Regions from separate parts of the Homo sapiens genome. Here region 1 is linked to region 2. The links are chromatin loops, found by intact Hi-C in ENCODE. Cell type or tissue: chondrocyte. All regions are shown on one strand. Each heading gives the region's core, and the rest is flanking DNA. Links, peaks and the distances in the headings are about the cores only. Region 1 has its middle 3.5 kb from the start of THSD7A. Region 2 has its middle 82 kb from the start of VWDE.

Region 1 (6,906 bases), core at 1,373-6,372, 490 kb after region 2:
AATACATAGTCTTCTCAAGTGCACATGGAGTACTCTCCCAAGACAGATCATGTTATGCCAGAAAATGAGTCTTAACAAACTTAAGAAGATTTAAATAATATCAAGTGTCTTTTCTGACTACAATGGAATAAAGAGAAAACAATAATATAAAGAACGTTTAAAATTTTTAAATACATGGAAATTAAACAACACATTCCTGAACAATTGAGTCAATGAAGACATTAGAAGGGAAATTAAAGAAACTTGAGACAAATGAAAATGGAAATGGAACATACTAAATCTCATAGGATTTGGCAAAAGTAGTCCTAAGAGGGAAGTTTATAGTTGAGTATAATGTTAGCTATGGGTTTGTCATATATATAACATATATGTGTTTATTTCATTGAGATATGTTCCTTCTATACCTAATTTGTTGACAGTTTTTATCATGACAAGATGTTGATTTTATCAAATGCTGTTTTCTATATCTTTTTAGGTGATAATATATTTTTGACCTTCATCTTGTTGAGGTGATATATCGCTTTATTGATTTATACATATTGAGCCATCCTTTCATCTCTGAGATAAAACCCACTTGATTGTGGTATATTATTTTTGATATGTGGTTGGAATTAGCTTGCTATTATTTTGTCAAGAATATTTGAATCTCTGTTTATTAGCAATATTGGCCTGTAGTTTTCTTTCATTGTTGTGTCATTGTCTAGTTTGGGTATTAAGATAATGCTATACTCATAGAATGAGTTAGGAAGAATGTTTTCATCTTCAATTTTTTGAAAGAGTTTGGCAAGAATACCACTAGTAAAAAATGTTTAACAATATTTCTGCTACCTAGTGCCAGGGTCTTTTGATTCCTTACGTTCCATCTGGGATGAGGTTCTTCCTCATTGTAAGTCCTGCAGTGAGCAATCCATTCCCCAAACTCTGAAAGGTTCTGAAACAGAATACTGTATTTTTTCACCTGATGTTAAAATCAAGGGGTCCAATCATTTGCAGCAGATTTTATTTTCAAACAGGTTTTTTAATGAATAAAATGGAGAAACAATGAGATTAATTTTATGTAAAACAATCTGAAATTTAAAATCTGCTCGTCCCTCATACGTAAATTTACAAACCACCAAAACAACCAAACAACCAACAAACCAACAACAAAACAGTGTCTATTAAGAAAAAAAAAAAAAAGGAAAGAAATGGGAAAGAAAAGAGAGAAGAAATACTAAAGCCGGAATTTGAAAAAACAAAAAAGTAAAATATATAGCTACTTGTAAAGATAAAAGATGAAAATTTCTGTCTTTTAATAAAGGCATACCTCAGAGTTATAGAGAAATCGGTTTCAGACTATTGAAATAAAGCAAATACAATAAAGCAAGTTATGCTAATATTTTGGTTTCCGAAGGCATATAAAAGTTATTGTTAAACTATACTATAGTCTATTCAGTATGCAATAGCATTATGTCTAAAAATGTACATAATTTTAAAATACTTTATTGCTAAAAAATGCCTATGATCATCTGAGCCTTCAGCAAATTGTAGTCTTCTTGCTGGTAGCAGGTGTTGCCTTGATGTCAATGGCTGCTAACTAATCAGGGTGGTAGTTGCTGAAGGTTAAGGTGGTTATGGCAATTTCTTAAATAAGACAGCAATGAAGTTTGCTGCATTGATGGTCTCTTCCTTTCATGAAAGCTTTCTGTGTAATATGTGATGCTGTTTGATAGCATTTTAACCACAGTAGAACTGCTTTCAAAATTGGAGTCAATCATCTCAAATCCTGCCATTGCTTTATTAACTAAATTTATGTAACATTCTAAATCCTTTGTTGTCATTTCAACGCTCTTCATAGTATCTTCACCTGAAGTAAATTCCATTTCAAGAAACTACTTTATTTGCTCATTCCTAAGAAGCAACTCCTCATGTGTTCATATTTTATCGGGAGACTGAAACAATTGAATCACATCTTTAGACTCCACTTTCAATTCTAGTGTTCTTGCTTTTTTAACTGCATCTGTATTGACTTCCTCCAGAGAAGTCTTGAACCCCTAGAAGTCATTCATGAGGGTTGAAATCAACTTCTTTCAAACCTGTTAATATTTGTATTTTGACTTCTTCCCATAAAACATCAATGCTCTTAAAGGTATCTAGAATGGTGAACCCTTTCTAGAAAGTTTTCAAGTGAGTTTGCCCAGATCCATTAGACGAATTATAATGTAAGGAAGCTTAAACCTTACAAAATATATTCCTTAAATAATGACTTGAAAGTCAAAATTACTCCTTGAACCACGGGCTGCAGAGTTGATGTTGTATTATCAGGTATGAAAATATTAATATCCTGTATATCTCCATTAGAGATCTTATTTTCTGATCAGTAGATCTCAACAATGGGCTTAAAATATTCAGTAAACCATGCTCTAAAGAGATGGGCAGTTATTCACCTTTATTGTTACCTTTATAGAGCACAGGCAGAGTAGATTTAGTACATTCTGGAGGGCCCTAGGATTTTCAGAATGGTAAGTAAGCATTGGCTTCAACTTAAAATCACCAGCTGAATTAGACCCTAACAAGAGAGTCAACCTGTCCTTTGAAATTTTAAAGCCAAGCATTGACTTCTCCTCTCTAGCTATTAAAATTTTAGATGGCATATTCCTCTAATAGAAGGCTTTTTTCATTTATGTTGAAAATTGATTGTTTAATGTAGGTACTTTCATCTGTTTATGTTGAAAATTGTTTAATGTGGCTACTTTCATCAGTGATCTTAGCTACATCTTCTGAGTAGCTTGCTACAGCTGCTTCACCTTGCAATTTTGTTGTGAACATGGCTTCTTTCCTTAAACCTTATGAAACAGTCTCTGCCAGCTTCACACTTTTCTGCAGCTTCCTCATGTCATTTGGTCTTTACAGGTTTAAATAGAATTGGGGCCTTTCTCTGGATTAGGCTTTGGTTTAAAGGAATGTTGTGGCTGATTTGATCTTCTATCTAGATCACTAAAGCTTTCTCCATATCAGCAATAAGGCTGTTTTGCTTCCTTTCATATGTGTATTTGCTAAAGTAGTACTTTTAATTTTCTTCAAGAACTTTCCTTTGCATTCACAACTTGGCTAACTGGTGCAAGAGGCCTAGCTTTTGGCCTATCTTGGCTTTTGATATGCCTTCCCTAATAAGCTTAATAATTTTAGGCTTTTGATTGAAAATGAGAGACTTGTAATTCTTCTTTTCACTTGAACGCTTAAAAGCCATTGTAGGGTTATTAATTAGCCTAATTTCAATATTCATATGTCTCAGGGAAAAGGGAGGCCCAACGAGAGAGAGATAGGGAAACAGCCTGTTGGTGGAGAAGTCAGAATACACAACAACATTCATTAATTTAGTTTGCTATTTTATATGGGCACAGTATGTGGTGCCCCAAAATAATTACAACAGTAACATCAAAGATCACAGATCACAGATCACCATAACAGATAGAATAATAGTGACAACATTTGAAAAATTATGAAAATTACCAAAATGTGATAGAGACATGAAGTGAGCACTTCATGTGGGAAAAATTATGTTGATAGACTTGCTCAATGCCAAGTTGTCACAAGCCTTAAATTTGTTAAACAAACAAACAAACAAAAATATGTGTAAAGCACAGTAAAATGAGGTGTACCTATAAACTTGGTGGGTGGGTGTCAAGGGAAGGGGAGGATAGAAAGAAGCCCAAAATAAATTTTGTCTCATCCAAATCTTGGTCAAGTGTGACACCTAGAGGTTGCACAAATAGAATTCCTTTGGGTATTTTTTATTTTTTAGGATGCAAAATGCATTTATGTGGAGAATTATTTTTAAGTTTTTATTTCAAAATGGACATCTTTAGATATTTCCATATGTAATACTATCAATAAATAACTATATTTCTTCACTTTTTTATAATTATAAAACTGTTGATGTTAAAAGTTGTTTCCCTTTCCATCAAGGAACTGAATATTTCATAATTGTTTTAAAATATTGATACTAATGACTAAAAGTCATTGTCATGAGTCTCATGAGTTGTAATATATATTTATATGTTTATGTTCTAATAAAAGAGAAAACAGATGTGTATAGGTATGTTCACATCCTTACCTCTGGAGTTTAGAAATGATAGCAAAATTAATAGAGGCAGAATAAAGACACCTATCACATGAGAGGTGATAAGTTTAGAATTTTTTCATTTCTAAATATTAAAAAAATATGCTTTGCATTTGTCATTCATTGGTTTGGAGAACTTTTATCGCACTGGCTCATTAATATTTGAACAGTTCTCCATGAAAAATGACGAACGATTTACTTCATGGCAGGCTGTACAGATGGTCAATTTAATCTGCATCCTTGAGACTTCTCATGACTAAATTTTGACATCATGTCATTAAACATTTGTGTATTATTATTTATGTCATATTCTAGGAAACAAATATTGCTATGTCTTGCTATCTCTTGCCATCTATCAGTTTTATTGATAGGATTTATCTACCTAGACACTATACCTTTCACAAAGGAACACATATCAGGATATATACATCACTTTTGTCTCCTCAGAGACCCATACATTTTTGTCCTCAAGTGCAATAATGACATTGTTATGAACAAATGTGTGGCAGGTGTGGAGACAAATGTTTATATGACTTGGATTCTCTAACCTTGTTCAGAGATATCTTTGCTGATGATTGTGTGTGTTTGTGTATGTGCATGTGTGTGTGTGACTCCTAGGCCTTGTGTACGTTGAAATTGAAAGAAGGAAACCAAATGTTGGCTATTTTGAAACAGTACTGCAGAACATATCACCATAATTGTGTATTGTAAATGGCAGCAAATTGGAACCTAGAAATTGACCCCGTATAATGCTTGAATTTGTAGCTATGATGTTTACACTCTTGACAAGTTGAGTTATTATTATACCACCATGGGTAAATATAAAGGTCAGAATCTTAAAATTTCTTTTGACAATAAGCTATTAAGTATAGTGTCGGATGGCTTTTTGAAGGGCTAGGTAAATGACCTTGCACATTAACTTAATTCCTCAGACTCTCTGTCCTCTGTTATATAATGAATTCCCACTTGGTGAATTGATTGGCGCTTCCCACGAATGCGTAGAATGGCTGCTGTTAGCAGAGTATGTCCAGTTTGAAATACTTCCTGTGCCAGAGTTAGAGGATTTCAAGGTTTAGGGCACTAACAGTAGCTGAGAAATACAAGCAGAAAGGATGGGAAAATGATTCCTTGTGGAGTGGACATGGAAATTTTCCTGAAACGACAGAACCCAGGAAGCAATAGCAGGTCCCATTTCCTTCTGTGGTGTAACTGTCAAAAGAAGTGATCCTTCAGGGAACCATACATTAGTTAAGATCAGGCTTCCTTTTTATTCCTTATCAACCTATAATCTTTTGATTGTTGCCTGTTTTTCACGAGTGAAGAAATAGTAAGCCACACTAGCTTATCTCTCCTAATCACAGACTCACAGCGCTCGGGCTCTCTGAGCTTTTAATTCCTTCTTAGAGGCCTAACAGAGCGGAAAGTAAACAAAGACCAAATTTGCAACCTTCAACGTAGCTAATTTCCTCTGATGTCAGAATACTTAAACAGGCAGGACCTGGGAATTATTTGATCAAACCCGCTTTTAATCTAATGCATGCAGAGGGGCTGTGTCTGGAAGGCTTTGCAAAATGACAAGGGTCCCAAGGGAGCCTTATGGAAGGTTTCCTCTTTCAGAAAGAGTAGCTTCCTCATCTTAAACTCTAGGGTAGCTATGTTGGAGTAAATTCATAAAAAGTAGTTTTCCTGCTTTTAAAATTTTATTTTATTTGGCTGAAAATTGCTGATGGGATAGTAGTTTTCTTTGGCTTTCCGTTTGCTGAATTTTTAATGGTTAAATGCCTACTATTTTAGCTTTACTGTGAAATGAATTAATAATAAAATATATTATTATTAGCTAAAGGGAGAAGGAGAAAGGGGAAAGCATTATCCGACTTCACACACATTCTTCTATTACTACTGGTAGAAGAAAGTGAAAACACAAAGGACAAAAGATGCAAACACATGTGGTTCCTTATTTAGATTGCGACAGGCATTTTGCTACAGTAAGAGTTAAGAAAAATCGGTGTCAGGGAAATTTTAAATGAAGAATTTACTAATTCCAAGATATCCAGACAGCATTACTGACTCAGTTTGACTCACAACTATCTGAATACTTAGAAGTAGCATATTTTTGAGGGAAAGAAGTAGATGAAGGGACAGAACTCTATACCTGAAATATAATTTTAATTTTAAGGGTTTTTTTTTTGTACAATTGTATTTATGTAATTAGGTAGCATTGCAAATACTCATTAACACTAATTCAGTTTTAAAGGCTATTAAAAGACAATTTAATTTGTCACAGAGCATCAATATTGCTCATATTTTTATTGATAATAGATTAAGTTAAAAACAACATTTAAAGAAGGGTTTAAGTGCATTTTGACAAGTCAACATTTCTGCTCTCGTGTTTTCACACCTGATCTCAAATACTGCTCCCCACACAAAGTAATTCAGAAGCCATGGCTTAAAAATAGATAATAAACACTGATGCTTTGTGTAAATACGTACTAAGAATAGCATGCCACTAGATCTAGCATTTGACTCCTTGGATGACAGTGAATATCAATGCCTGTTATTTGTCATTCTGAAATCTGCCGGGTGATGATTCTTTTTATTGGTGCATCCTTCCAAACATATTTCATCGCACCATGTGCACCGGAGTTCTTTAGGCGGGTATGTCGGAGGTGGGTGTCGCCTGGCTGGCCCCTCTCCCCTTTGCTCGCCCCCTTTCTCGCCCTCGCGCTCTCGCCTCCCTCTGCCTCCAGCCCCCTCTGCTCCTTTGGGCTCACGCCCCCCTCCTCCCCCTCCAGCTGGCGGGGGCT
Region 2 (7,954 bases), core at 1,463-6,462:
TCGCTACTGCATTCTAGCCTGGGCAACGTAGACCCCATCTCTTAAAAAAATTGCTTAAGTCTTAATACATTTTCCTTCTCTGATGAAGTAGATGAGATATTTATAAACAGCAGTAAAGCAAGTGTGCTAAAATCACTAATATGTAATGTTGAATAAGAAATAAGACTTATTCTCAGATGACTTCTATTTTTCACAGAACTCAGCCCTTAATTTCAGAAAACAGGCTGCACAAACTGACCTGTTTACAATTCTTGTCAAGTTTATTTCCTCCAGTTTTCAGTTTGCCTCACAAGGACCTCATCATGTAACACTTAAACTCTTTGATGATGTTGAAAATATGGGCAGCATCCTTGACACTCTATTTCCTTTAAACAGTCATGGCTTGTAATGGCCAGGACAAGTTTGCAGCAGACAGATATGTTGGATTGCTACCTATCCCTGGCAATGAAGAGTGGGAAACTACCCTCAGTTTTCCTAATTTTCTATCTTTTTTCTAACAGCCCCACTTTAGTGGAAACTGCCTCCCCTTTTCCAGGTGGGAGCCATCGAGTTAAGGTTTTTTTTTTTCTTCCTTTGATTCAACTCAATAGACATGGTGGTTAATTAAAAAGATACAGCATTCAAGACAAGAAGTGAGGCTGGGTTTAATGGGAGCCAGGAAGCAATCAAGAGACTCATTCTTTTCTCTTTCTGGACCTGCATGGATTGTCTCTTCTTGGCCTCTCTGTAAATCTTTAATTCTCTTTGCCCATTGCTGTTCTTTATTGATTTTCCTCAGGATTCAATGTAGCCAGCAGATCAATGTGATGATCTTTCTGTTCCAATTACTGCCACCCATTGACTAGAAGACATGACATTTAGTTCAAAAGTCTTGGCTGAGAAAAATCTCACAGAAATTGGTACCACTGGATGGGCGTGAACCAGTGACCATCCCTAGGCAATCAGCCCAGATCAGGGCCAGCAGAATCATGGCAGATGGAATTGGCTGTTTGCTAAGTTATGGTGAAGCTCATTATATTAGTTCATTTTCACACTGCTGATAAAGACGTACCTAAGACTGGGCAATTTACAAAAGAAAGAGGTTTAATGGACTCACAGTTCCACGTGGCTGAGGAGGTGTCACAGTCATGACCAAAGGTGTCTCACATGGCGGGAGACAAGAGAATGAGACCCAAGTGAAAGGGGTTTCCCCTTATAAAACTACCAGATCTCTTGAGACGTATTCACTACCATGAGAACAGTATGGGGGAAATCATCCCCATGATTCAATTATCTCCCACTGGATCCCTCCCATAACACAAGGGAGTTATGGGAGCTACAATTCAAGATGAGATTTGGATAGGGACACAGCCAAACCATATCATTCATGTTCTGAGTTGGGAAGGCAACAGTTCTAAATTCAGAAAGTTCTCAGAGCTTGGTTGTCAAAGATTTTCAATTTTTGCTTTATTTATTGAAGGCAGGTAAACTAAAACTACTATGGACAAATATTTCTGTCAAAAGACTGCTAGGTATGATAACCTCTTCACTCAGCATCCACTTTATTTTCATAATTATTCAATAGCACACCATAAAAATCAGAAGTGCTTTCCTGAGTGGAAGTAGATCAATTATGTGATTATCAATTAAATAAATTAAGTGGGGATAATTAGAAGAAAGAAAACCAAAATGTATTGAGCGTGATGCTAGGGATTTTAATTAACAATCTTTCAGACAATCAAGTTTTTGAGAGAAAAGATTTCTCTCTATTTTACAGATGACAACACCAAAGCCTAGAGAACTCCAATTGTTTCCTAAATACCCTGCTGCTTACACTTTGCCGTGATTGTATTTGAATGCATATCTGACACCAAGGCCTATTAACTACATGCTATCATCTATTTTTAGAAAAAGCCAAGAATGTTTAATGGCTCAAGATCACTTGATAATTTATTAAAGATATTTCTTTCCGCTTTTCAATCCACATTATGGGTTAATAAAAATATGCCTGTTAAAATGAGGTATTTAATTTATTTGTTGGACAAAAATATTTTGAAAAAAACTCACTTCAAGAAGAATTTGAGAATTACCAGTTTGTTTTGTTCTAGCTGTGGATATACATTTGTATGTGGAGAGGTGTCTGCGAAGAGCACCATGTAGAAATAGAACTGGAGGCAGGACAGCTGCAGGACACATTGCTGTGAGGCTTCAGAGTCAGGTGCACCTGGATTTTAATTCGATCCCAGATCCTGGCTCTAACTCACCACAGTTGTGTGTACTCGCACAGAGAACTTTACCTCCTTCTATACGTGAATTCCCTCATTTGTAAAATGGGGATAAAAAATATTTACATCATAAGAGTACTGTGTAATTTTAAATTTAAAATGAGATTATTATTGATATGCTGTGGCTCTGTGTGTGTCCCTATCCAAATTTCATCTCAAATTGTAATCCCCACTTGTCGAGGGAGGGACTTGGTAGAAGGTGGTTGGATCATGAAGGTGGTTTCCCCATGATGTTCTCGTCATAGTGAGTGAGTTCTCACGAGATCGAATGGTTTAAAAGTGTGGCACTTCCCCCACCCCGTCCTCTCCTGCTGCTGTGTGAAGAACGTGCTTGCTTCTCCTCCGCCTTTCGTCATGATTTTAAGTTTCCCGAGTCCTCTCAGCCATATGGAACTGTGAGTCAGTTAAACCTCTTTCTTTATAAATTAGCCAGTCTCACGTAGTTCTTCAGAGTGGTGTGAAAATGGGCTAATATAATTGCAAATAATTTTTCACAATGGTTGTTATCTAAATCCCCAACACATGCATTTTGTTATTTTTTGTTGTTGCTAAAGATGAATCAGTCATACCAGCTGAAGAAATGACAGGAAGACTTCTCTGTTTGGATTTTAGAGTTTTCCAATGATTACTATATGTTGGTAATTTTGTTCACTGATTAACTTTAAAAAGCACTAATTAAGATGTGAGATTAAAAACAAAATATGCAAACATGAACTTTAAATAAGCTCTGGCATACAAGTAGTGAGAACCAGACTAAGAAGGCTAAAGGTAGCTGGCATATAATGACTCAAATTGAGAGCTGAATGCGTGCCAAGCTGTGTTCTAAGTAGTTAACCAGGGTTAAGTTGATTCCCCTCCGTATTCACCTGTGTAGTTCTTTGGACTCTAGCCATCAGCCTCCAAAAAAGACCCTTTTGAACTTAGTGGGCCCTCGGCACTTTTGTCTTCACAGACCCCTCTCTCCATTTAAAAATATCAAAAAGTATATTTTATAACTGGGTTGATATAAAGATGAATACGTTAATATCATATATTAAAATAGTTTATTTGACCTAAAAGTTTTTTAATACTGATTTTAAAAGACATGAAACATTTTTGTGGGCCTTTAAAAATACTGTGGGCCATAGCCGATGTACCTCCCCCGCTGATCAAAATGGGGCCCTTCCTGGCAAGAGTATTGTAGTCTTAAGCATACCAGTTCAGAGACTACAGTACTCTTATCAACGGCCACTGCAGATGCTTTGAGAAAATAAAAGAAACGGAGGACAAAGCAGGTGGCATTCCAATTTATTTTTTTATTGTAAGGACAGACTTATACATCATTGTTGAAAGAATTTTAACCTGTTTTAAACTTCTGTAAAATTGTTTCTACTGCCAGATGAAATTAGCTTATTTTGCCTGCAGATGGTGCTAGATCCTCAGTTCCCAGGTAACACATTTTGATAAGAGAAAATATTAAATATTTAAGGCAAACATGACATTTTTCAAAAATAAAATTCTTCATAATTAATATGACATCAGTTTTTCCTGTGAGCCTAGAGTCTTAGTTATACCTGATAATCTCCAATAATTATAGCCACTTGTCTGAGAGCAGTTAAAAATTCTCATTGTGCTTGTAAAAGATACTACTTTCCTTCGAAGATTTGGTGACTTAACTGAATCCGTCTGAGATTAAAATTTCTCTGAGTAATATTAGGTTGGGCAGAAAACATTTTTTACTTCCTGTATACATTGAACTTGGAAAAAAACTGTGAAGATAGCCAGTACTTTCAAATATTTCAAGATTATGCCTTTTCCCCTGTCACTGAGAAATAGTAAGTCAATATGTAGCACACCCTGACAGAAAATAAAGTCTTTGTAAGGGATAATGTTTTCTTAAATATGCTTCTTCAGACAAAAACCATAAGTTTGTCTGAAGTAAGTGGATTTCTCCCAACTATATATCTGGACATGACTGTATCTAGAGAGTCTTTGATTAGAGACACTATGAGCTTAAGAACAATAATGAAACTTACTGGACATACACATTATAGTGAGAATTATCCCAATTTATTTTCTAATTTCATAGATGATATACAGGTGATGATAGATTAGACAAATAGGTATAGATACAATGTATATAAAGTAGATTCTATTATCAAACTTTAATCTTCCTCACCAAGGAATTGGTTATAATCCTCGATAATATGGTCAAGCGATATTGTTAGGGTCTAGTTTGGTTTCGTCTAAGATCTCAAGATAATCATCTGTACTTCCTTCAGTGTTTTGTTTTAATGCTGCCCAAGCTAAGAGGTTCCTTTCTTTGTTGAGGGCTCTGATTACTAAATGAAAGGAAATTCTTACGGCTTGTGTATGTGTCTTTAGGCACCAAGACCTGTCAATTATTTTTTGTGGACAACTTTGATGCTTCCTCCTACATTAGTTAATGGAGATGGTGACTGTGTGATACTTCATCTCCCTGATCTGTCTGCCTATTACATCAGCATTCTCTGATGATGCATTCTCACTGCTGGCTGATATTTTCTGAGGACTGTAGGAGGGGAGGATATTAGTTTTCAACCCTCTTCTTGTGAAAATAATCAATTATTCCTTGGGTTTTGACCTGAGATCTATCTCCCCATATCAAAGAGTCAAGCCATTTCCAGTGTAATGCCATAAAATACCCCGGCTGCAGCATTACAGATGAAGTAAATTAAACATTACAGACAAATATATTCTGACCACTCATTTCTAATAGTGATTGGCCTACATAGAAGACTTGAAGGATACTGGCTGGTTCAATCCAGGAAAATATTGCAAGGCAGCAACAGAGTTTGGTTTAACATGTGGGTACTTACATAAATCACAGGCAAATATTTTGAAAAATATACTTTTATTTTATTTTCATTTCTATAAAAGAAAAAATAACTAGAGGAAATGGAATTTTGTGCTACCAGAACAAAACCTAAATTGCTCACTTTGAGGGTTGTCTCTGGGCTGTCTGCCTGGCTCTGTGTGTGGAGCAAGGGTGAGATTTTTCTAGATCCATAGGGCTGAACCAAGAGGAGCAATGAACTAGAGAGGACAGAAGGTAGTTTCCAGTTAATGATCAAGTCCTGATGCATAATATGTTCAAAAAAACTTCCAGTCTTAGATTTGCACTAGAAAGGAAGAGGGTGACAAGGAATTTGTTGTTTTTTCTTCTCAAATGAGAGAACAGAGATCTCAGACAGAGTAATACCTGTCAGCACTGCTTGAGTGACTTATCTTCCAGCCACCGTTAAACCGAACAAGGAAATTTATATATCTCATTGTTTTGAGCACTATTGTTGTCTTCCAAGTGGGTAAATATTGAGTGTCCACCAAAATGCCAAAATTCATTTCTAACCTTTGTGGGTAGGCAGATTACAGGCTCTGCCAGTACCTGTTAGTAAGCAGCAGTGAGACAACTTGCTAGAAAAAGAATGTTAGATTTCCCCACCATCAGGGAATACTAAAATGATGAGCATGGTTAAAAATAAATGAGTAACCAGTTTTTAGCTTCTAATAGAACACTCATGCTGAAAATACACATGTAAGATTTTAACTAATTAGGCCTCAAGCTCTTTTTAAAAGCCACATTGCAATTAATTAAAATGACTGCTACTTATTTTTTAAAAAAACAAGGTAAATTTTTTATTATACCTACCAAACTGTCAGAGAAAGTAAACATGCTTAAACTCCCATATTACAGTTTTTGTTCTGAAATAGATAAACTATACAATCAACTTTATTTCTTTTTTCTCAAATTTATTTTTAATTGACATAAAAGTATATGTATTTGCCATGTATAACACGATTTGTAGTATATATATGTTGTGAAATGGTTAAATCTAGCTAACTAGTGAATGCATTACTTCATATAGTTGTATTTATGGTGAGAACACATAACATCCACCTTCTTAGCTTTTTTCTTATTTTTAAGTTGCTCATTTGAGTTGAAGTTGGCCTGAATACTTCAGCTAATATTGAACAATAATTGAATTAGATTAACAAATACAAATTAAAATCAAGATGTGTAACCTTTGAGGACCAAACTTGAGTTATTTCCCCTTTAAGAGCAGTGCTATAAAAGGAGACCGATCAGTGGAAATTTAGAAATAGCCATTTAAGAGAGACAATGCTTAGAGTAAAATTCTATCTCCAAAAACATTTATTGTAGCATGGTTTTTAATATTAAAATTTAAAAATAAATTATATGTGATAAATTAACAATTATAAAATAATAAAATGTTAAGTGATCATTAATAGAAAAATAGTTATATCATTATATTTCAAGCCATGAGATTTCTATATAGCCAATAAAACAATCATTAATGTAGAGCTATATCTTATATTGTATGAAGATGACTATGTTAGATGAAAAGATGAGAGAAATATTTCCAGACAATAAATATAGTATACTCCAATTTAAAAATGCATATGTTTTCATATGATGGGGCTCAGAAAACAGTATTTTAAAATGAAGGCCTCCGCAGCAGCCTCAGAGCAAAAGTTTTTTTCTGACCTTTTCCTGTTCCCCTGTCTCTCAGTCGTGTTCTCCCTGGAGGCTAGCCATAAAAACTAGAATCTCTCTTCCCCAAGGCAGGTCACAGAAATCAGAGCCCCTTTTCTCCAAAGCTAGTCATAAAACCTAATAATATTACTCTATTTTTCCCTTGCCTTTCTGTGTAAAAACTGGCCATAAAGAAATTGTCTGACATACCTTGTTTGACTGTAGATCATGAGACCCCCATTCTAGAGAGGGCTCTTCCTCACACCAAGGAGGGAATGCATGCTCAGAAGAATCTAGACAGCCAGAGTTTCCCCACTCAGCCCATTATCATTATATCTTGCCCTTTTTGTCCGATCATGTTTCTACATGGCTATCCATAACCTAAACATAAACATTGACAATTTCTTCTGTATCCTTGAGTCTTCTGAAAGCTCCCATGTATACATGTTAAATAAATTTGTATGCTTTTTCTTCTATAAATCTGCCTTTTGTGAGTTGATTTTTCAGAGAATCTTCCAAGAGCCTTTGGCCCCCACACATATATGTGAATACACATAAGTTTTTAGTATTATAGAAAATGTATAAAAAGACTGATACCAAATAATTAAGATTTGTTACCTCAGGGGAGTGGGATTGGGAGGTAAGGGGTGATTTAAGTAGATTTTATATATTACTTTATATGTATTTGTACTACTTAACATTTTTATAGTTATCTTAGTTTCATAATGTATCTTTTGCAGAATCTTCAATTAGCCTTAATGCAGCTTTTTGGAAATACCAATTTAGGGACTTTAAGAATAATATGAGTTGAAAATTAAAGAATCATTGCATTATTTTTCTTAATTCAAGAGGGGCAATAAAATTAATAAAAAAAGTTATGTGTATAAAATTTTAGTTGTATTTATAGTTATGCTCTTTTCAGAGTAAAAGATTCTGACATTTCATTATTGCAGATGTATTCAAGTTGCAAATTATGTATTTAAATTAAGGGAAATGGTCTACAGTCCCACCAGTGTTATTGTAAGATTAAAATTAATTACGCAGAATTTTTGTATCAGGCCAAACTGTACAGGTAATCAGTCATAAGCTAATGTTATTAGCTTGATTCATGTTATCAAACTGTATTTCTGATAACACCAGACAAGGGGGTGGTGGGGCAGAGAGATACTACATATCA

What was found. Hi-C counts contacts between places; a loop is a spot of excess contacts. Peaks named below come from ENCODE experiments on the same cell type or tissue, not always from the same donor. Only the 100,000 strongest peaks of a DNase experiment are listed, where the experiment ranks them.
Region 1: it touches region 2 in a loop (7-fold over the local background); 36 of 110 quality-filtered maps call a loop at or near these places.

What each region holds. Positions count from the first base shown.
Region 1 is chr7:11,832,283-11,839,188 of GRCh38, reverse strand. No RefSeq gene overlaps it. Among named protein-coding and RNA genes, the nearest start is that of THSD7A, 3.5 kb to the right of the region's middle. RefSeq lists enhancers at 6,314-6,853, 6,854-6,906. In chondrocyte, for the core only: a CTCF peak has its summit at 3,720 (motif pointing left); no DNase peak of the experiment used is centred there.
Region 2 is chr7:12,318,199-12,326,152 of GRCh38, reverse strand. No RefSeq gene overlaps it. Among named protein-coding and RNA genes, the nearest start is that of VWDE, 82 kb to the left of the region's middle. In chondrocyte, for the core only: CTCF peaks have their summits at 3,461, 3,666 (motif pointing right) and 3,897; no DNase peak of the experiment used is centred there.